2 separate regions of the Homo sapiens genome follow, and region 1 is linked to region 2. A link is an interaction called in ENCODE POLR2A ChIA-PET data of the cell type or tissue named here. Cell type or tissue: PC-3. All regions are shown on one strand. Each heading gives the region's core, and the rest is flanking DNA. Links, peaks and the distances in the headings are about the cores only.

Evidence for each region. ChIA-PET counts read pairs that join two places held together with the same protein. Peaks named below come from ENCODE experiments on the same cell type or tissue, not always from the same donor. Only the 100,000 strongest peaks of a DNase experiment are listed, where the experiment ranks them.
Region 1: POLR2A ChIA-PET joins it to region 2 with 12 read pairs; 3 of 35 experiments call an interaction of 5 or more read pairs at or near these places.

What each region holds. Positions count from the first base shown.
Region 1 is chr12:66,673,780-66,684,526 of GRCh38, forward strand. It overlaps GRIP1 (glutamate receptor interacting protein 1), which reads right to left and starts at 5,297. Exons shown (of 25, transcript NM_001366722.1): 1 at 5,071-5,297. The coding sequence starts at 5,125. In PC-3, for the core only: no CTCF peak of the experiment used is centred there; a DNase peak (open chromatin) is centred at 5,232; H3K4me3 peaks cover 1,242 bases.
Region 2 is chr12:66,534,291-66,545,037 of GRCh38, forward strand. It overlaps GRIP1 (glutamate receptor interacting protein 1), which reads right to left. Exons shown (of 25, transcript NM_001366722.1): 3 at 7,525-7,660; 4 at 4,788-4,933. Among named protein-coding and RNA genes, the nearest start is that of GRIP1, 140 kb to the right of the region's middle. In PC-3, for the core only: no CTCF peak of the experiment used is centred there; no DNase peak of the experiment used is centred there.

The DNA.
Region 1 (10,747 bases), core at 1,849-9,848, 140 kb after region 2:
AGCTGCAGCATTCTCCTGTTCAAGTGGGGTCTCTCTATTTGCAAGAGAAATATGCCCCATGCCCTAGCAATAGATGAAACTCCAATAAAACAAGACAGACTTACTTTGTGAAATATCTATTAAGTGCATATTATTTTAAAAAGTTGATAGGCTAGAAAGATAAATACGTTAAATGCACTAGCTTTGATGGCATGAAATGAAGGGGTGGAGGCAAAGCAGAAAGGACATGGTTGCAGGTGAGATTTGGAAAGGGGTGGAAAGTTAACGAGGTGGAGGATACAGTTAAGTTGTTCCAGATGGCAGGATCTGACAGAGAAGGCCAGCGAGGGTTAGCAGAATGGATGAGGATGGGGAGACAGGAGAAATGAGGTCCAGCACAGAGAGAGAGAGCATTCTCAACCCAGATGATGATCAGTTCTGAATCATATCACAGAGTGGATGAGGAATCATTAGAGAAGACTGCTGAAGGAACCACAAGGCTAGACACAGACAGATGGGAAAGAGCAAAGTGACCAGAACAGAAAATCCAAGGCCACCAGCAAAGGAGCCATCAGGTTTGGAACACTGATACTGAACTCTGTGATGGATTCAGAATTCCTTGGATTAAAAGATTCTGCAGATGAGAAAAGATGGGAAATATTTTTCCTCTTCCATTAAGACAAAACATTTAAATGTGTTTCTTTAATTAAGATTACACTTAGGAAATGAGTTTCTAAATAGAAGAACTTTTAAACACAGGATGAGTGTCAGAGTTTAAAGGGATTTAGACGTCACCTGAGTAATCCATTAAAAGTTTATCAGACAAACTGTGAGATTGTTCTTGTCAGAGAGAATTGAGAATAAGATTACTGGTTGTCTGAGATGGTTGAGTTTCAGTTCTCTCTGGAAACAAGTCCTAGACGAATGTCTGACCTTCCCTTTCAAGCATAATGATTCCATGATTGGGGTAAGTGTAAGGAACAATGACTGAAAAAATGAGAGTGAGTGTGATCACAACCCAGCCTTTTAATCTTGCTCAGTGCCAGTGGAGAGAGCAATACCCATACATGCCCAGACAGCAGAAAAGGAGAAAAGATACTGAGGTTGGGAGGAGAAATCAGGAAGAAGAGAGGGAGAGAGAAAGAAAGTAGAATGCACAGCAGGGAGCAGTTCCCTGCCAGCCACAGATGTCTCACTTAGACACCCCATTGGGATGAAGGTCAACGGGGCTGCTTATAGTTTGTTAGTGGGAAAGGGACAGGGAGAGTTAATTCTATTTTAGGCCATATGTGTATTTGGGAAGAGAGAGAAAGTGAAGATAAGTAGAAAATAAAATGACACGTAGGCCAGCTATGATGAAAAATGTTGAAGTCTATACTAAAGTGAAGGCAAAGGTTTCCGACATGAGCTTTGAGCCAGTAGAGAAAAGACAGAGAGAGAGGGTGGGTGGCAGCAAAACAATGAAAGGTGCCCAGAGCCGTGCTCCCTGTGGAATGTCAGTAAATATTAATTGGCTGATGTTGGCATTGGTAGGCAGAGTGAAGCTTGTGAAAGAAAAATGCCATTGCCAGTGGAGCACGAAAGTTCAGATCTCGGAGCTCAAAATGGCAGCACCTGAGCAAGCAGCAGAGTCACATCCCATATCACCAGAGAAAGTGATTCTCTGCATATGAGGCCAAACTGTCTCAAGGAAAAGTAATCACACAATCATGACAAGAGAAAAAGAACAAAGTCTGTGGGAGCCATGAAAATATCTCCCCTTCTCTGAGAACATACTCCCTTCCCCTGAGGTATGGTAGCCCCTAGCTGAGAAACCAGGGCTGTCCCAGGTAAACAGCTGTGAAGGTAGGTGCCAAGAAGCCTAGATTTACCCACTCCAGAAAACCCTTTTGTCAGATGTCTCTGGAAACCTCACAAAATGTTATTTTGGGATTTGGCTCTAAGGTTGGGTAATTGGTAGACTCTCATTCTGGAGGAAGAAAAGAACGGCATTGCTTCTTTAGATTTCAATATTAGATGGGAAACGGAATGCTTTTGACGGTGCTTGGTGTTTTCATGAACCAAAGTTCCTCTCATAATGGCAGGCATGGGCCTTTTGGGTAAAGGTTATTTTCTTGCTCTTGTTCTACATTGGTAGGTACCTGATAAGGCAAAATGATTGAAACAGTGGCTTGAAACATTAATAAGAAAATGACTCAATTCCCAAGTCAGAGAAGTGCTAAGTTTACCTGAAATATATTCTACTATAATACTGTGGATCAGTGTCTATGTGGAGTGATCCAAGGACTTGTCTAGAAATACATGTTTTATACATCTTTTAAAATTACATCTGACCTAAAGAAAAAATATTTATTGTTCAATAATATATTCATTTTAAAAATGCTTTTTACACCTATAAATTGTCCCAGCCCAGAATTCTAAGTGCAAAAATGTCAGTGTCTGGCACATAGTAGGTACTTAATCGATATTTGTTAAGTATGTATTAGATATATGAAGAATGTAAGAATCAAGTAAAAATATCAAGAATGTGGGTGTTTGTAGAAAATTGTTTCCCTTTTATTCCATCATTTTCTCCTTAAGAAAATTAAGAAGAAATTGCAATTGCCATATTGCTTTTTCTTGTGGGTGATATCAACCACAAATAGCAAGGTAGTTTTGGAGTCATGAAGCAAACTTCCCCCTGCTAAGATCTGGGTAAGGTTTTAGCCACAAGAGGCCTAATAAAGCTCTTGAAGCATTTCCTAAGAGCTCACAGAAGATTTAAATGCCCTACTACTTTCAACTAGACAAATCCAATTCATTTTAACAAACAGTTTTGAAGTGCCTACTAAGTGTAATGCCTTGTGCTAAATGTCTGGAAGAGTGAGTGTTAGGTGGAGCCCTCAATGGGTATAAAGAAATATGTATGTTTGGGAGTTGAGGGTGAGGGTGTGGGAGTTGTGTGAGTAGGGAGAATGGGACAAGAAAGAAACTTCAAGTGTATATCCACCCCTGTCCCCAAATACACTCCTGACCCTAAAAGAAAGGTCATTTTAATATTGTAATTACATATGTTTCCTGGTTTTATCATTACAGCTTAAGAAAACAGCACCACAAGTATGGGTGGGGTGCTAGAACTCAATGAATCCACTTTGGAACAAGAAGCATGGGTGGAACTTGAACGTTGTTGGACAAGACTGAAGCAGATGGCAAGGCAAGGTACCGTGTTACTCAGGTGCATTCTTGTAAGTATTTGGACAGCCAGTTAAACACAAAGAAGAACCCAATTATGGCAAATTGATTCTGCAAAGAGATTTTATTTTAATCATCAACTGACAGTCTTAAGTTAAATACCAAATAGAGCAGACATAAAGATTTTGGAAAAAAGTGTGAGGTAGCAACTCCAAAGCAGTTATCAATACTTTCCTCAATTATCTAGATTTTTAGCGACTATCTTAGTAAACACTTAAATCTCCTTTCAATGCAGGAGATCAATGCTTCCATAAAATTCAGAAAACTGAGAAAGTTAAAAATATTTGTAAGAACTATAAATTGCTTGGGTTCACTCTCTTCCTTGTATGTAGTACTTATAAAAGAACTGATACAGATGAATAGAAAATACTGATTGTTTCATGTTTATGATGTAAGAAGACCATCAACTTCTCAACATCAAGATAAGTAAATGCCAAAATCAGGTCAGAAAAGAACTTTTCAGAATAAGGGCCTGCCTTTAAAAGTCTCAGCCAAAACCGTAACAGAAAGGATAGTCTCTTAGTCATGATTTATAAACAGAAATTGTACGTCTGTACCAATTGTAGAGGATAAAGTCAAAACAGAATTTACAGCCTCCTGCTAATAGCCTAATTTAAAATGTATAATCTTCCCTACATTTCCCCCAAAGTACCTTTTAAAGGACTCACTCTGCTATCCAAACAACTTGCAAATGCATTCGGTAAGTTGGTCTACAGTATTTATTCTCTTTCCTGTTATTGACTCAAGATCTATTTCTCATGATTTGCTTTGTGCTCATTCTTCTGCCAGATAAAATATTAATTGCATTTTTAGCTGCACTGCTGGTGATCAAAGAATTCTGATATGTCAAGCTAAACTGACAGAAATAGCATCCATTAACATATTTATAGGTTCAGAGCTTCTAGAACATAATTATATCCATTAATTACTCAACAGTACTCTATATTACAGGCTGAAAAAGAAAGGCATTTGCAACTAAATACTTTTACTCAGAATGAAGTTTTTTTTTAAATAATAAATTTTCTCTAAGGAAGGTTCTATCTAAAGGAAATAAGGCAAGAGAGCTCACATATCTATATGGACACAAGGCAGGATTTTTAAGGCATCCATTTACTAACTTTGCAATAGAATGCTCACAAAGTAAACGAGATGGCACATCCAGAATGGTTTCAAATAAAATAATACCTTAAATATTACAGAGAAATTTAATTACTATTTTAGAGTTCTAAGAGTGACAATCTGAAGCTGGTAATTCTTGATGATAAGATTCCGAGCAATGATTTTTACTTTCAAATAAACTTCTAGTATTACATAGGACCAAAGCATTTGGAATTACATACTTTTCTGAACATGCAATTCTAACACATAAAGAAATTAAAGCTGTCCAGGGAAAAAGCTCTTAAGATGTTGGAAAGTCATAGAACAAACAATTATTCTGTGGATCCACCAGCTGTGCGAGTCCTGAATCTGCCAGCTGCATTTAGTATATGTATCATAGAAAGGACAGTAACACACACTTGACTCCTTTTGGCCAGTTAATCAGCATGCAAAATGACGGTTTCCCACAATAACTTCAGCACCGGACCCAAACACATTCTCTTTTCAGCAAAGAATGAAGTCATTAAAAAAAAAATCACACAAGCTGCTTTCATAATTTCAGCACGAACACAACCGAGATGTAAGGACAGAAAGCAAAGCCGAGTCTACCTGTACATATGTATCTATACATATTTCACTGAGTTCTTTGTTGCCTGACAATAAATTGCAAAGGCAGTCATATTTGAAAGTAAAAACCATTAAACTGTGTTTATAGGATACTGCAACAGACTCGCTGAGGGAATAACAAGGAAAGCACGATACCTTTAGTAAGTCGCCTCAGAATTTGACAACGGCATTTAAAAGAGACAGCTATCATTCTTGCTCACTGCTTTCTGTGGCAAAGTGTACTCAAGGCTCTCTGCTCTGGTGGCTGCAGCAGCAGCAGCATATGAATTCCTTGCGCACATACCAGGAGAAAGGTAGTCCCAGTGGGGAGTGACAAAGCTTAATTCCTCTTGGCTGATGCAGAGGTCCGCTACATGTCATCTGGCAAATCTGTGTCATTCACTACTACTACCACCCCTGCCTGCCACAGCCTCCTCCCCCTTCACAATCACAATGGCTTAGAAAGTAATGCCGTTTCGATAGCAACAAAGCACCAAATTGTACAAAGCAGGGACGACACTGTGTGAGGAGCCATTCCATAAATCTAACGCTAAGCACTGAACAGTGCATTCTGTTTAAGGCAAAAGGCGATGTATCCAGTCAGTTCAGCCACCATCAGCCCCTTTCCTTCTCAGCATCAAGTCAGTGTCCTTTATATGTCTCATTTAATGGGAAATGCAAGTGAAATGCTTACACTCTTACTTTAGGAAGAAATGCATGGGTCATGTACTATGTTCTTTAAACAACAACCAAAAAAAAAAAAAAAAAAAAGGAAAGAAAAAGAGGGAGGGCCGTTTATATTTGGGATTGAGGAAAGAATCACAGTTCTGCCTATAGCGGGGAAGCAGCTCTAGGACAGAGACCTCTTTGGTACTTCCTGAACCTATGAGAGTTAAGGCAGTGTCTGTTTATAGAGGGAATACAAGAAAGGGTTAGGGCTAGGCAGACAATCAGGCAGATGGAGTCCCAGCCCCTTTAATCACCCTTCCAAAAAAGGACTTGGCTGGAAAGCAACACAGTCAAGACTGTTTCTAAAGATACCAGAAATAAAGGCAAACAAGGCCAAGTATTTCTATTTTTAATATACTTTATTATACTATTTCCCAAACAACCATCCCCCAAACCATTCTTCTCATTATGCAAATAAAACGGTCTTGCGACATAGCAGATATTTGTGAGTATCTGCTCCAATGGAGTGAAGAGCAAATTAACAAACCCTTCACAATCCATTCACAAAGTGATAAGAAGGCGGAGCACACCTCCTCATCTGCCAGCAGCAGCCTGCTCGCCATATAGTCAATACGAACTAACATTTGGTAGGGAATTTTAATCAAAATCCAGAATTCTCCCACAGGAGTTAACATAAACATTCAGGACAAAAAATTAGACAGTTGGCCAGGAAGTTTAAGAAAAAAAAAATCAATTAGTCAAAATGAAAAGATATATCACTGTCTAAACTACTTGATTAATATTTCTAGGACTTTATGAATTATTCATACAGTTTTATTCTCTACTCTTCAGGCTGTGAAAAAACTTTCAAGCTGGTTTTTAAAATAACTTCCAACATTCCAAATTTAGTGGTAAAACTTTCTTTTCTTCATTCATAAATTCAATATGAACTCAAACAATTTCAATCCACTGCTATTGAAATGCATATGCTTTGTATTTTGAGTCCAATAGAAAAATAATTTGTGTGTGAAAAACATCTGAATATCATAAGCATCTACTTTAAAGGTTTTTGAAAAGAACAGAATTCTTTTACCAAGGATGGTCTAGCTAAAGCAACCACTAATCAATAGAAAATACTATATTAAATGGACTGCAGTGCAAAATCAAATTTTTATAATTGTTCTGATTAGCATAAATCTTTCTTTGAATTTCAACCCATATTATGTTCATCTCTATTAGGTTATCCCTAGAAATAGTTTAGCCTCCTTGATATTTTTTTGCTTTAAATAGAAATATACCTTAGTACTAGAGAACTGAGTTACTAGCTAAAGTGAGATAAATACTTACAGTTAGCTCTTTCCAAGATTCTTCTCCAAATCTAACATATTTCCTAAAATCCAGGCACTCAGAATACGCAGCTGTCAATTACTATTAGTAGAATCTTGCCTGTGGAACACCACCACCCCAGCCCAGTCTATTCAAATACAACTCAAAACCATACAGGAATCTCTTGCCTTCTGCTATTTTGCAGACTCAAATCCAATTTGCTTTTTCCTTATGACTAAAATGATCAAATATTTTCCCCTTTTCCTAATATGCTTATTTTTTTTGTTTTGTTTTAAAAGCTCTATCCTCTGGTCCCAAGAAAGGTCTTCAGAACTACTAAAATGTCCTATTTCTTTGGCAGGGGAAATAACCCATCATGGAGCTCTTTGAAAGGTTTCTGAGAGCCCAAACTAGGGGATTGTTTTTTCTCTCTTTGAATACTGTGGCTGCCAATCCATATCTATCCTATTAGTCTGCCCAGGTGCAGCCCCAGGAATCTTACAGAAATGGAGCCTCCTGGAGTAATTCTTTTCCAGAAAATGAACGAATTCACCAGGTATTCCCATCTTCTTCCATTTCTGGCCTCGCTAATGCTTGGAGATTTCCTGGGGAGCCACTCCCAGGTCAACCTTCTTGCCCTAAACCCTTTGTCCTCCCTTTGCCTAATGCAAGCTTAGCCTCCCATCCTGAACTCTAGCACTGGTAAAATGCCTTCCAACAATGCAAGCCTTCTATCTCAAAATGTATCGATCTGTAGGATGAAGGTCTCAAATGGCCAAGGCAACCGGTGGAATGTGGACCACAGGCTCCTAACATGAGCTACTACAAGGCAGAGTGACCTACATTTCTTGGCTACCAGATCAATGTAAGCATGTGTCTTTGGGACCTGTCATGAACATGTTAATTATGGTGGCTCAGCTGTCTAGACAGTTCAAACTTTACAACATGCTCTGTGAGGGTCACCAAGTAGGGGTTATGGAAAAAGAAGGCAGGTAAAATTGTACAAAATACAGATTTGATTAAGCCCCAATGTGATCTGAAGAAGAGTGAGTGAGCTAGTTCAAGAGGTTTACCCCTCTTAAAAACACAAACACCTCAATACATGAAAACATGGGTTTGCTGGATTCAGGGCAGACTAGTCCCTTAAGATGATAATTCTTATTTCAGGGTTTCTTTAAAACATTAGTTTTGCTAAGGTGTAATACAAGTGTACCACGTTTACATAGAATTTAATGAATTAGAAGGCACTTTCACACATAATGTATCATGGAGCGACTCTGTTATAGGTTTTTGATGCAGAAAAGGAAAACTGGTTTCAGAGAAGGTGTTTTTCATCAAAGTCATTCAGCTAGTAAGTGGTAAAGAACAGGAAAGAACCATAGCTTCTCACCCCTGGCTAATCATTCTTTCTCCTCTTGTTTTTCACTGCTTCCTTGCCACCAATACAAAATGTGATCTAGTTTACAGGGGGACAAATTCAATTAACAAAGTACCTTTAAGTGCAGTTATCTTTTGACAGAGGGAAAAACTAGTGCCTATCACCTTCTCCCCTCTGAAGCACAGCTCATGGTTCTAGGACCACCCTGACCAGAAGGAACCAGAAACAGGTGACAGTTAAGGCAAGTACCGTCTGGTGAAAGACCATTACGTATCAAGTGTTTACAGGAATCCCTTCTCACTGCATGGTTAGCCCATCCTGACTGGCCTGTGTCATGCTGGTTTTGAAATATTTGGAATATCACCTCCATTGACAATATGGTACTAATTTTATCATAAGAAGGGGGTGGGTTGTGGTGTATGGACAAACAAAACCTTAAGATTGGCTCAAAGATTCCAATATAGTCTCAAAACCAAAGCATTCCACAGCTTCATCAGCAGGTGGCACACATAGCCCCATAATCTTATTCTAATTTTCTCATTTCCTTGATTCTCCGCCATTGTATTCATTCTTTTATATAACATCTCCATCCCAAAAATAAATAGCGCTGTTTGGAGGTTCTTCTGATTCTTAACAAGAAAGAATCATCATAAACCAAAAATGTTCTGCCATATGCCTAAACCTGGAAATTCATTTTGCAAAAAACCAAAACAATGAGGTTAATCCCACAAATACTCAACTATTTTATATCATTAGAATCAATTTGATTAAAGTGCTAAAATAATTTGCACTTTCTTCAACTTCATAAATCTTTCTGTTACAAAATATACCTGATAGATCCCATTTATTTGCTTATTCATTTAACTATTACATTTCTTTTCCTTTGCATGCTGTTGCTTAAAAATGCTTAACATGCTTAGCTCACTATTTAAACAGCATGGAACATCCTGACTTGGCTAGTATTGAATATACTGATCCCCACACCCCCTACCCTGCAACACATACACAGTTATTAAATGTTGTGTATTTCCCAAATCTTCCGGGTATTTTAAAACTCAGTGTTCTCGGAGGTCTTAAAATGCGACTCTCACCCACTTTTTCATCTCCTTACAGACAACGTCACTGACTCATTCTTAGCTTATTATAATCGGCCATTTTTACTTCCCTTTTCAAAGATGCCAAAAGCAACCATGAGCTCAAACATGTTATAATTCTTGTGACCACTGTCTGCTACTTAGTTCAACTAGTGTGTCAACATGAGACCAAACATTAGGGTCAGACAAGGGAGATGTACACTGAACAGAACTCGCCAGTAATGAGCTGTCATGAAGGACTATTAAAAAAGCAAGACCCAATTTGCTGACACAGGTTCTAAGGGTGTGAAAAGTTGGTGTAATTGCCCAAGACAGAATTTATCAGGCATTTTTTAAAGCAAATATTTTATGAGAAAACATTTTTATAGAAGTAATGATGCCCTTTAGGAAGTGTCATTAGGACATACTCTTGCAAATCTGGGGTGATTAAAAAGCACTTAGTAGCTCAGGGCCTCTGGTGTGTTGTGATATAAAAGGGTGGGTATAATGCACACTTCATGTGTCATTTGCTTATCTAGGCAGGGCTCTGATGCCCGTAACAGTGCCAAGGAAAGAAGGTTGCCTCCACTGAACATGAAGAGACCAGGAAAGCTCCTGTGAAGGTAACAACCTTAGAAATTCATCAGCTAAAAGCATCTGGTGGAAAATGTTAAAGATAGAATATGTAGAAATTGAGAAATGCTTGTACAAGAGGAAAAATCTACCAGAAATCATCCTCCTAAGAGCCTAGGTATGTCCAACTGTTTATGGAGGTATTATGTAGGAGAGAATGGTGTAATGGCCAAAAACACAGCTTGGAATCAAATTGCCTGACTTTGACTCTTGGCTTTTGCCACTAAATGGCTGCGTGACCTTGGGCAAGTTTCTTAACCTTTCTGTTCTTCATTTGCAAAACGGTAAAAATCATTTCTAGGCTTGTTTGAATGGTAAACTGAGTTTATCTGTGTAACGTGCCTAGAACAGAGAGCAGTAACAGCTTTTATTAGCCACTTTGTATTTGGTAGGAAATACAATTGTACAATTTGACACTTGCTTACAGAACCCAGACTCTTCCTTAAATTAGCTCCATGTGATTAGTATGGATTGGTTTGGTCAGAGAAATCATAAGCAGGTGGAATTGGGATTAACAAGTAAAACGCACCCTTTTCCACAACATTTTCTGTCATTACAATGGCACGAAGTAATTTCCCTTCTTTGACTCCTGCAACCTCTTCCTGTTCTCATGCCTCTTCTTTCTCTACCCTTAAATGTCGGAATTCCCCCAAGCTCTGTCACAGCATGTTGGTCACCTTCTTCAGCATTTTATCCTCTCCTAGGGCTCCAGCAATGACTTCTTTGCTTTGACTCTCAAATCTCAACTGTCAGC
Region 2 (10,747 bases), core at 1,600-9,599:
GATAGGTTTTAACTCCTAAACATTTCTGATACTCATCTCCTTTAACTCTACTAATGCTATTTTTATTTAGGATATCACTTCTCTTTTGGAAAATCCTAACAGTCTTTGGGCTTGTAGCCTCTGGTCTTTTCTCTATTTTGCCTCCTACAATGATAAATCTAAATACTCAGATCTTATGATGCTGTTCTCCTTTAAGGGCTCCTCACGGCCCACTGGATGCCAAGCTCCAACAATATGGCTTATAAGGCCATATTATACACTATTTAAATTCTCATTTGGTCCTCGTGTACCTCATTGGCCTCATCTATCTCCAAGCCCCCTCTTTCTTTGTCCCTCCTTCTCCGTCTTTCTCCCTCTTTCTCTCTTCCCTTCCTCCCTTCCTTCCTTCTGTCCATTCTTCCTTCTCTCTCTCTCTCTTTTTGAGATGGAGTCTTGCTCTGTTGCCCAGGCTGGAGTGCAGTGGCATAATCTCGGCTCACCACAACCTCTGCCTCCCAGGTTCAAGTGATTCTCCTGCCTCAGCCTCCCAAATAGCTGGGATTACTGGCGCCCACCACCATGCCTGGCTAATTTTTGTGTTTTTAGTAGATACAGGGTTTCACCATGTTGGCCAGGCTGGTCTCGAGCTCCTGAACTCAAGTGATCCATCTGCCTTGGCCTCCCAAAGTGCTGGGATTACAGGCATCAGCCACCACACCTAGCCCCCTCTCTGTCTTTCCCTATCTGTTTGTAGTTTAACTGTGGGCTGGGCTGTCATCTTCCCTTCGCGCTGCACCCTTTGTCTGAAATATTCCTCTTCCCACCTGGCTAGCATGACCTCCTTTAAGTCTTCCTGGAAACGCCTAGCTCTGAATCACCCACAACACTGGACAAATCTTCACTATTAGCCTTTGCCTAAAAGCTATACTTAGAGTTTCTTTTAGGAAGGGGTTGTGTTTTATTGATATTCATATCCCCAGAGGAATACAGATGTATAATCAAAGAGCATTAGCTCTAGATAACTGGTTTCTCTTATGTCTTTGGCAATGGTTTGAGAGAGTAATTTCAAAGCAAACTGACTCATTTAAAGTTAAAAAAAAAAACACAGTACTTTCAGTATAATAATGTAATAATGGTAATAAGGCTAATGTTATTAGTTACTTACAAAGTGTTTGATAATGGTCTCAATAATGATCATGTGATTATAACATTTAATCATTACAAAAATCCTGCAACTACTATAGCTATTTTATAGATTAGAAACTGAAGGCTCAGAGAATTTAAATAACATGCCCAAGGTCACAAAGACAGAAATGAGCAAAGCTGCCATGTAACTGCTGACACAGTCTAAGCCTTTACACTCTATTTTATTGCCTAGTCTTGCTGAAAACGAAAAAATGTTGTAGCAAGGTTTGTGAACATAGTCTTAAATTGATTTTGTTACAAAATGACTACTAAATCTTTGGTGTTAGACTTTATGTGAAGAATACGAACTTGTGACTGATTATGCACATGTTTCCTGAGTACTGGAATCTGATCCCCAAGCTTCGAACACCATCTATATTCCCATTACTCTCAAATGTATATTTACAGTACAGATCTTTCTCTCAAACTCCAAATCATATCTTCAGGTCTTGACATTTCCTCTTGCATGTCAAATAGGCACCTCAAATGTAGTATTTCAAGCCATGAACTGCTGATCTTTCCCTCACAAATCAGCTCTGCCCACATTCTTATCCATTCCTGTTAACGGATACTCTGTCCTTCCAGCTGCTCATGCTCAAAACCTTGGGGTTAACTTTGACTCCTCTTTTTCTGCACAACTCACAAATCCATTAGGTAATCCTGTAGGCTCTCCCTTCAGAACAGATCTGGAATCTGACTGCTTTTCACTGTCTCCACTGCCATCTCTCACATGGATCACTGTAACTGCCCTCCAGCTCATCTCCCAGCTTCTACCCTGGTCTCTTACAGTCTGTTGTCAACACAGCAGCCAGAGAGCCTCTGAAAACAAATCACATCATGTCACTCCTCTGCCCCAAACCATATAGTGACTTCCTGTATCATTCAGAGAAAAACTTAAGGTCCTCCCAGTGGCCTATAGTGATACCCCACCCCCTTACATTTCTGACCCCATTTCCTAATTCTCTTACTGCTCATTCTGCTATAGCCACACTGTCCTCCTTAATGTTTCTATAACAACCGTAAGTATATTCCTGGCTTTTGGTCTTAGCAATGACTGTTCATTCTTCCGGGAACTCTTTTCCCCCAGAAATCCATACAACCAACTCCCTCACCTCCTTCACAAGTCATTGACTAATCTCACATTCTCAATGATGCTGTCCTAACCACCCTATTTGCAATTGTATTCCCACCCTGATCCCAGCACTCTCAATCCCTCTCCTTGCACTGCTTTTTCGCATAGCATTCATAGTATTCATACTGTATAATTATTTATTATGGTTTTATTTTATTATCTGTCTTCTGCTACAATATAAACTCTACTCATGTTCCCCAAGCTCCTAGTACATAGTGGTGGCTGGAACATAGTAAATGCTCAATAAGTCATTGCTGAACAAATGAATTCTACCAACTCTTCATAATCAACCTGAGTTCTCATTAGTATGGAAGAGCAAAAAGCTATCTCAGGGTAGCATCCATGTTCATAGCTAATAATAGGAGAGGTGGTGCTAGAACAGCATAAACACTGGGCAGCAGTCATATATCAGTATACCTCACAATGAATATGCATATGGACTTTGGAGTCTGGCAGCCTGGATTCAGATATTGAATCCAGGCTTTGTAAAATGAGAAAAAAAAATGCCTATCTTGTAGTGTTGATTGCCTTTTTATTGAAAACTTTGATAGTGCCAGGCACTATTCTAAATGTTTTCCAAATACTAACTTAATTAATCCTCATAACAAATCTATGAGTAGGAACTAATAATATTCGCATTTTACAGATGTGGAAACTAAGACATAGAAAGTGTAAGTAACTTTCTCAAAGGCATGTAGCTAGTAAAATGTGGAGCTGGGATTTGAACCTGTCTATTTGATACTAAAGTTCATCTCTGCTATGCTGACACTCCTTGTGGAAAGGATTAAATAATTCAATGCAAGTCAAGTTCTTTGTAATGCCAGACATTTGGTACAATCAAAATCTGTTGGCTACTGCTGTTATAATTACTATTATTACTACTTGACAATATGTGTTCTGAAGCTATTTTCATGCTTCAGAAATGGATATATCATATATATATATATATGTATACCTACTATGTACCCACAGAAATTAAAAATTAAAAAAGAAATTAATGTATCCATAAAGAACTAATATAAAACATACTAAATATGCTTTTCCTAAACCTAGTCACTAAGTACAAAACCTGGATGGTACTTATTGCACAGAACTTACAAACATGTTGAATTAAAATGGCTTAGGTGGCAAACAGAACATGGGCCCTTCATAATTTCATTGTTAGTGATGCCTTTTTAAATTCTTCCTGAGTAGGTTGTAAGTTTTCCAATTCAAATAATTTTTAAATACTAAGAAAGTTGGCTTTGCCATTCCTGTAATGAGATATTGATGGCAAAGGGAAAAAATTCAGAAGCTGATTTTGCTTTGGAAAAACTGGTGCCGCTGTTCTTCCTCTGCGTTATGATTATAGCAATTCCTCCTTATCTGCAGTTTTATTTTCTGTGGTTTCAGTTACCTCCAATTAACTGCAGTCTGAAAATATTAAGTAGACAATTCCAGAAATAAACCATCCCTGTTTTAAATTGTGTGCTGTTAGGAGTAGTGTGATGATAATCTCACATTGTCTGCTCTATCCATCTGGATGTCTGGCACATTCACGCTGTTTACACTACCTGCCTTAGTCACTTTGCAGCCATCTTTGGTATCAGATTGGCTGTTGTGTTCTTGCTGTACTTTTTTTTTTTTTTTTTTAAACAGGGTTTTGCTCTGTCACCTAGGCTGGAGTGCAATGACACAATCATAGCTCACTGCAGCCTCGACCTTCTGGGCTCAAGGAATCCTTCTGCCTCAGCCTCCCAAGTAGCTGGGACTACAGGCATATGCCACCATGCCCGACTAATCTTTTTTTGGTAGAAACATGGTCTCATTTTGTTGCCCAGGCTGGTCTTCAACTCCTGGCTTCAAGTGATCCTCCCGCCTCAGCCTTCCAAAGTTCTGGGATTACAGGCATATGCCACCATGCCTAGCCCTTGCAGTACTTGTGTTCAAGGAACCCTTATTTTACTTAATAATGGCTGAAAGCAGAAGAGTAGTGAGATTGGCATATTGATATAATTATTCCATTTTATTAATGTTGTGTGTGTTTGTTTTTTTGAGACAGGGCCTTGCTATGTCCCCCAGGCTGGATGGCAGTGGCGTGATCATGTCTCACTGCAGCCTCAACATCTTGGGCTCAAGCAATCCTCCCACTTTAACCTCCTGAGTAACTGGGACTACAGGTGTGCACCACCATGCCCGACTAATTTTTCTATTTTTTGTAGAGGTGGGGCTTTGCCATGTTGCCCAGGCTGGTCTCGAACCACTGGGCTCAAGCAATCCTCCTGCCTCAGCCTCCCAAAGTGCTAGGATTATAGACGTGAGCCACCGCGCCCAGCCAGTTATTGTTGTCAATGTCTTACTGTGCCAAATTTATCAATTAAACTTTATCATAAGTATGTATGTATAGAAAAAAACCTGATATATATAGGGTTTGGTATTATGAGCAGTTTTAGGCATCCACTGGGGGTCTTGGAATGTATCCCCTATGGATAAGGGGGGCTACTGTACTTACAGACCGGTGGAAGCTCGTACTCTACTTCAAGAACCACTCTTTCTCCCACATTCTTCAGCAAGCTGATGATCTCGTCATGGCGGAATTTGGCCAGGTTGATTCCATTCACTGCTTTGATGTAGTCACCCACATCCAGCTGGTCACTTCTGCAAAATAGACAATGTTGTTTCAACAGACCCACCCTCTCCATAGGCCAGTCTGACTATATTTCCACTTTCCCTTCATGGTAAGCATGCAAGTGTAGAAGCAAGCCTAGAAGGCTGACAGCAGAAGTCCCTGCCTCCTAGGAGACGGTGGGCCCTTAAGGGTAAGAGTACAGCTGAAGTCAGATGAGAGCCAGGGATCCCTTTTACTCATGCAGCCTGTGATACTTTGGAAGTCCTGCTCTGATTCTGCCACTATCTCTGATTTTTTTCCTTTTTGCCTGTTTTATTTTTAAAAGCACCATAAAACAAAATCAAGAGAAGCTTTTTTTTTTTTTTTTTTTTTTTTCAGTTCTTTGCCCTAAACCAGTTGGTTCTCTGGGATGGGATCCAGATCCTAGACACAACACATGTCTTTTTATTCTCAATCCCTCTTGTTTTTGCTGCCTCCCTTTTGTACATTTCACCTCTTTCAATAACTTCACTGGGAGTTTGTCCAGGACTAAGGAAAGGGTCAGCTTATTTTGCTATTTATTGCTTACAGCAGGATTGATAAGAAGAGTATTGGTGAAGGAGAAATCACAATGCAAATATTGGGTTTCAGTAACATTCTTATCTCTCTATACCACCATAACAGAATATTGGCTGCTCTTGGACTTTAGTCAAACTCCGTTTCTAAACCAAGAGCAGGTAGCAAGACCAATAATAAGAGTTAAAATTCATGTCACTGATAAGGACCTTCAATAACATTTTCTCCCAAAACAGAAATAGCTAATGCATTTATTTTATATATAAATCCAGCTCCAATCATTCCTCCTTCAAAGAGCCTCCTAATCTGCTCCAGTCTGCAGTACATGCATGGCCCTTACCTCACTTTCCTGACACTTATGTCAACTTAACCGCCTAATGCTCTGTAATAACTTCTGTGCTGTTGCTTTTTGCTATCATGCAATGCCATTTTTACTCCCAAATGTTTCATGTTTTTTATGCCTTATCTCCACTAATAGATTGTGAGCCCCTTTAGGGCAAGGATCTCATCTTTAATTATTCTGATTTACTACCTTCAAAATGGTAGTGCCTTTAACAGTGACTATTTGGTGATTTTTAATTCTCAATATAACTGGCACAGTAATACTTTTAATTACAGAATTAATACAACTGAAAATGCTACCCTTTCCTCCATTCACACTTGCCTTAAGGGAGAGCTATAAAGAAGCTCTGGAGACTTATGAACCCCTAGCATCATGAACTGGCCATGATTGTTATAAAATAAAGGAGGTTGTGGGTGTGGAAAGATGCTTCTTAAAAGCCTAAAGAAAGCAGATTGAGGTGCTTGTGTCCACACCAGCCTCCCTTACAAACAATAACTTCTGATCATGGAGGCAATCCACTGGATTAAGTTTATAAATTGTACAAACAGGTTGATCATTAAAATTAATCACAGAAATCACCACTTCAGATGACATTTTATGGGGCAAGAACTCAGATTTAACCTGGAATTATGTGGATATGAATATTGGTGGCCAGAATTTAAGGTACTTTGGCCTCACTTTTATTTTTTATTTTTACTTATTTATTTATTTATTTATTTGAGATGGAGTTTCGCTGCTGTTGTCCAGGCTGGAGTGCAATGGCACAGTCTTAGTTCACTGCAACCTCCGCCTCCTGGGCGGATTCAAGTGATTCTCCTGCCTCAGCCTCCCAAGTAGCTGGGATTACAGGCATGTGCCATCACACCTGGCTTTTTTTTTTTAATTTTTTTTTTAAATTTTTTTAGTAGAGATGGGTTTCACCATGTTGGTCAAGCTGGTCTCGAACTCCTGACCTCAGGTGATTCACCTGCCTTGGCCTCCCAATGTGCTGGGATTACAGGCATGAGTCACTGCCCGGCCTGGCCTCATTTTTAATGAAACCTGATCTTCTGTCCCCTTTTTCTGAGGCAGATTTAGAATGTATCTCAAGGAAGCCCACCCCTGCCCAGTATCCAGGACATTCTGCCTTTGGCAATAACTAGTGGAATTTGCAGTTCATGGAAAGAAAGACAGGTGAGACCTCCTCCTCTAAGCCTTCTGTCCTTTCGGAAACCAACTCTTTAAAATCTCACAGGTAGAAAAGGAGAGAGGATGTGAGATAAACAAAATTTTCACTGAAAACTCAGAGTTAGGTCTCCCATTCTTTCTAGGGTAGCCATGTCCCCTCTCTGGCACTTTTCCCCATTCACATTATATGGGTCATCTGTTTCACATTTAGATGATTGGAGTGTCTCCTTCCCACTGCAGCTTGTCTGCTGTTCAGTGGCACATTTGCAGACAAGATTCACATAGGCTTTTTGAAATTAAAATCTTGTGAGGGCCTGGCAGCTCCTGAGATGACACAAGAACCTCCCTGGGACTGCAGCCTAGGCTAGAACAGCCACATGGGCAGACCTGGGGAACAGCTTCTGAAACGTGCCCCACTGTGCTTCTGCTGGCCTGTGCTGCCTGGCAGATGGCAGCTGTCATTTATTTATTAGTGACCACTTTTGATGGAGCTTTAATTTTTGAATTAATTACACCCTGTGTTCCTTTCAGTAGATTTCCCCAAGAGGCAGTTACCTAGCAGCAATTCCTCCTTGCCGCAGATTAGATACTCTTGGCTTGCCATCCTTATCAATTCCTCCCGATACCGTCAGACCCAGGGTAGTGCCTTCCTTCTTCATCAGCTCGACGACTGTGGAGCCCTTGAATTCCTCTGTTAAAAGAAAAGCATTTGCCTTATTAAAATGAGAGTAGAATCACCAATGTCATTTCTCCTCCCCAGAAGTTCTTTCCACTTTTTCTTTTATGAGAAAAGATATTTATGGCCTCCTTCCATTGTAATTTGAAGAATATTTCATAAAGATGTGCATGCAGGTAATGCTGAGGCAGATATTCTATTAGAGGTTATGAAAATGGGCACTGGTGGGGTATTCACTCCAGGTTGACAATAGTCCAAATTGTCTTATGTACAAATAATATTCACCCTTTATTTTCTGCCATTCTCAGGTGACATTCTCTGGTTTCTCTCCTTGTAACTCCAATGGGAACAATTAAAAATTGTAAAGTACAGAATTAGAACAGAATTTTAGATGATAATACGAACATATATAGCACAGTGGCACACTCCAAGTTCATGGTATGTCTCAGGTTAGGAAGCCAACTGAAAGGAGAAGAGTGCTTTCTACAGGTTCTAGAAAAATATTATTGACTTTACTTTCTTTGTCTTTCAAAAACAAAGTATGATGGCTTATGTAACAATTCATGTCATTCTTGCAGAATATGTCACAGTATGGCAAGGCAGGATTGATCCTCAGAATTTCCAGGTAACTGACATAAATCTTTCATTCTCTGCTTACGAAATTTTAAAATTTCACAGATCTTGTGGGGATAATATCTATATAGCAAGATAGAACTCAACTCTTTTGATTTTAGTCAGAGCAGAAGGTAAGAAAACTGTAAGAATATCCTTCCCTTCAAAAATAAAAATGAGTAGAGTCAATATTTACCTTCCAGAGGCTAATTAGGATAAATGCTGTTTTAAAATTATCTGTGATGTTATTCCCCTATCTGCAAATATATTTTCTTGGTAGGGATGGGGAAATTGTCCAATTTTCCAACTTCTCCTAAATTAAGTTACACATTTCAGGGGTAATGAACTTCTAGAACATCAAAGACGCATATTAAAATGCAAAAACAAACTCGCTCTTTCAAAGTGAAATTTAAAAAAAGATTATTTGCACACCTTAACCCTTTCCCTAATTACAGTTATTTATAATGTTGAAAATATTTATAAATGTGTATCATAAAGGTTTTTAAATTGCTGCTGCTAGTACATTATCCTACTAGCCAATGAAAAAATGAAATTACATTAGGTAAGGAAACAGTATCTCAACTGATCTAGTGAGGAGAACAGAGTACTTGGGGGAAGAAGGCTGGGGACGGCAGGCTACTTATTTCCTCAGCAGCCTAGAGAATGTCCTTCAAGGCAGGGCTTTTGAGTTTGCCAGCTCCTGTGACTTTAACATCCCAGCATACCATCACTGGAATCCTGCCTTTTCATGGCAGTCTCATGACACTGTATACATAAGTCATTATCGTCTTTTAAAGTAGAAGCCAAGGAGGAGTCTGAGCGTGTATGATGTCAGCTTCATCTACTACATTTTGTATGACAGACCAAATAAAAATTGAAATTCAAGAATGAAAATTCTTGTCAAGTGCATGAAAGTACAGGACCTTTTACATCATTTACCAGAAACATCTGTAACAAAATTCTATCACTGTGTGCACTTCCCTTGTGCTACTTAAAACAAAACAAAGCAAACCCCAGAAATCTCATGAAAACATACGTAGATTCAACTGATATTGAAGACATCACCTTAATAAACAATCCCTCTAAACCCTTGCTGGCAGAAGGCTAGGTATAAATTTTTTTAAAATAAAGTTAATAATTAAAGTAACCAAAATGACATAGATGATGACCGTTCATATTAAAGAGATATAATGTGCCCAACAATTTTGCCAACAAAAAGATTCTCTGCATCTTCTTTAAATATGCAGAGTATCCTATATATTTAGACATCTGATTATAGAACTTTACATGTAGAGTTGGAAGCATAGTTTTTTTTAAGTGCTTATCTTAAAGGTCTATCCAATTTTCATGAAGAAGCAACTCTAAAATACTAACACCAGGCATGTGAGAAGTAAGTTTCTATTCATAAAAATTTTCCTTCTACTCCAAGTTTTCAAGGACATGCTTCCTGCATAAAATAGGATGCACGGGTACAGCCTTATGGGAGGCAGACAATGTCATTTTCTCCAGAAGGAACCCAGGTGCTTCCTGGGCTTCCGGCTGAATCCTGAAAATCTAGAAAAGCTCAATTATTTTAGTTTAATTTCATCATTATTAAAATATAAATTCATCGATCTGGCTACTTTTTCAACTGATACTTGTCAATTACCCTATCATTTAAAAACATTTCAAATGTTTTCCTAAGAGCTAATTTTAATAATGTGAAATTGAGAAAATATTCCTGCACCAGTTAATTGAGTAATTTGTGCATTCATTGATTCAAGCACGTATTGAATGCCTACTCTGAGCCAGACAATAAAACTCAAAGATGGAAAAAGCAAAGGCCATTATCCTCAAGATGGGCCACAGCCTAGTCAAAGAGGCAACGTCACAGACCACTGTACCATACAGCATGAGTTGTAGGGAAGCAGCCACAGAGAAGATGGTCCAGGCAACAACGTAGAGCGAAGGCCTGAGATTCCAAATGCACCATCTATTTTACAATTTTGTCTTCTAGCCAATCTGCTGTACTTATCGACCAGGGTTAGCTGAGCAGAGCAGACCAAAGAAGGAATATAAATTAGGCAAAACTCAGGAGTAAAGATAGAACATACTTGCAAGAAAATTTGCTGAATCGCAAGAATGGTAACTGCCAATAAGTATCTCTGGTCCCAGAAGAATTGACTAAATCTTTTATGGATGTTTCTGTAGGGGGTGGGAGAGAAGTGGTCAGGAGAGAAAGGAACCTGCTTTTGGAGTTTGCTTTTGGCTCACCTGAAGTCTCCACTTGGCTAATTAATCATTTAATACCCTTTTTGGTGTTTAATGTTTGCATAGTGATCTAACGAAGACAGAAGAAATGAAGACAGATGCATTCATTTGCATGAGTTCACTTATATATCAAGGCTTACTGAACAAACACTGTGGTAAAACAGTGGAACTTGGGCAAGTCAATATGTACTGATGATTTCTTTCTTTTGTGATTTAAATTGCAAATATCACTCCCTCAAT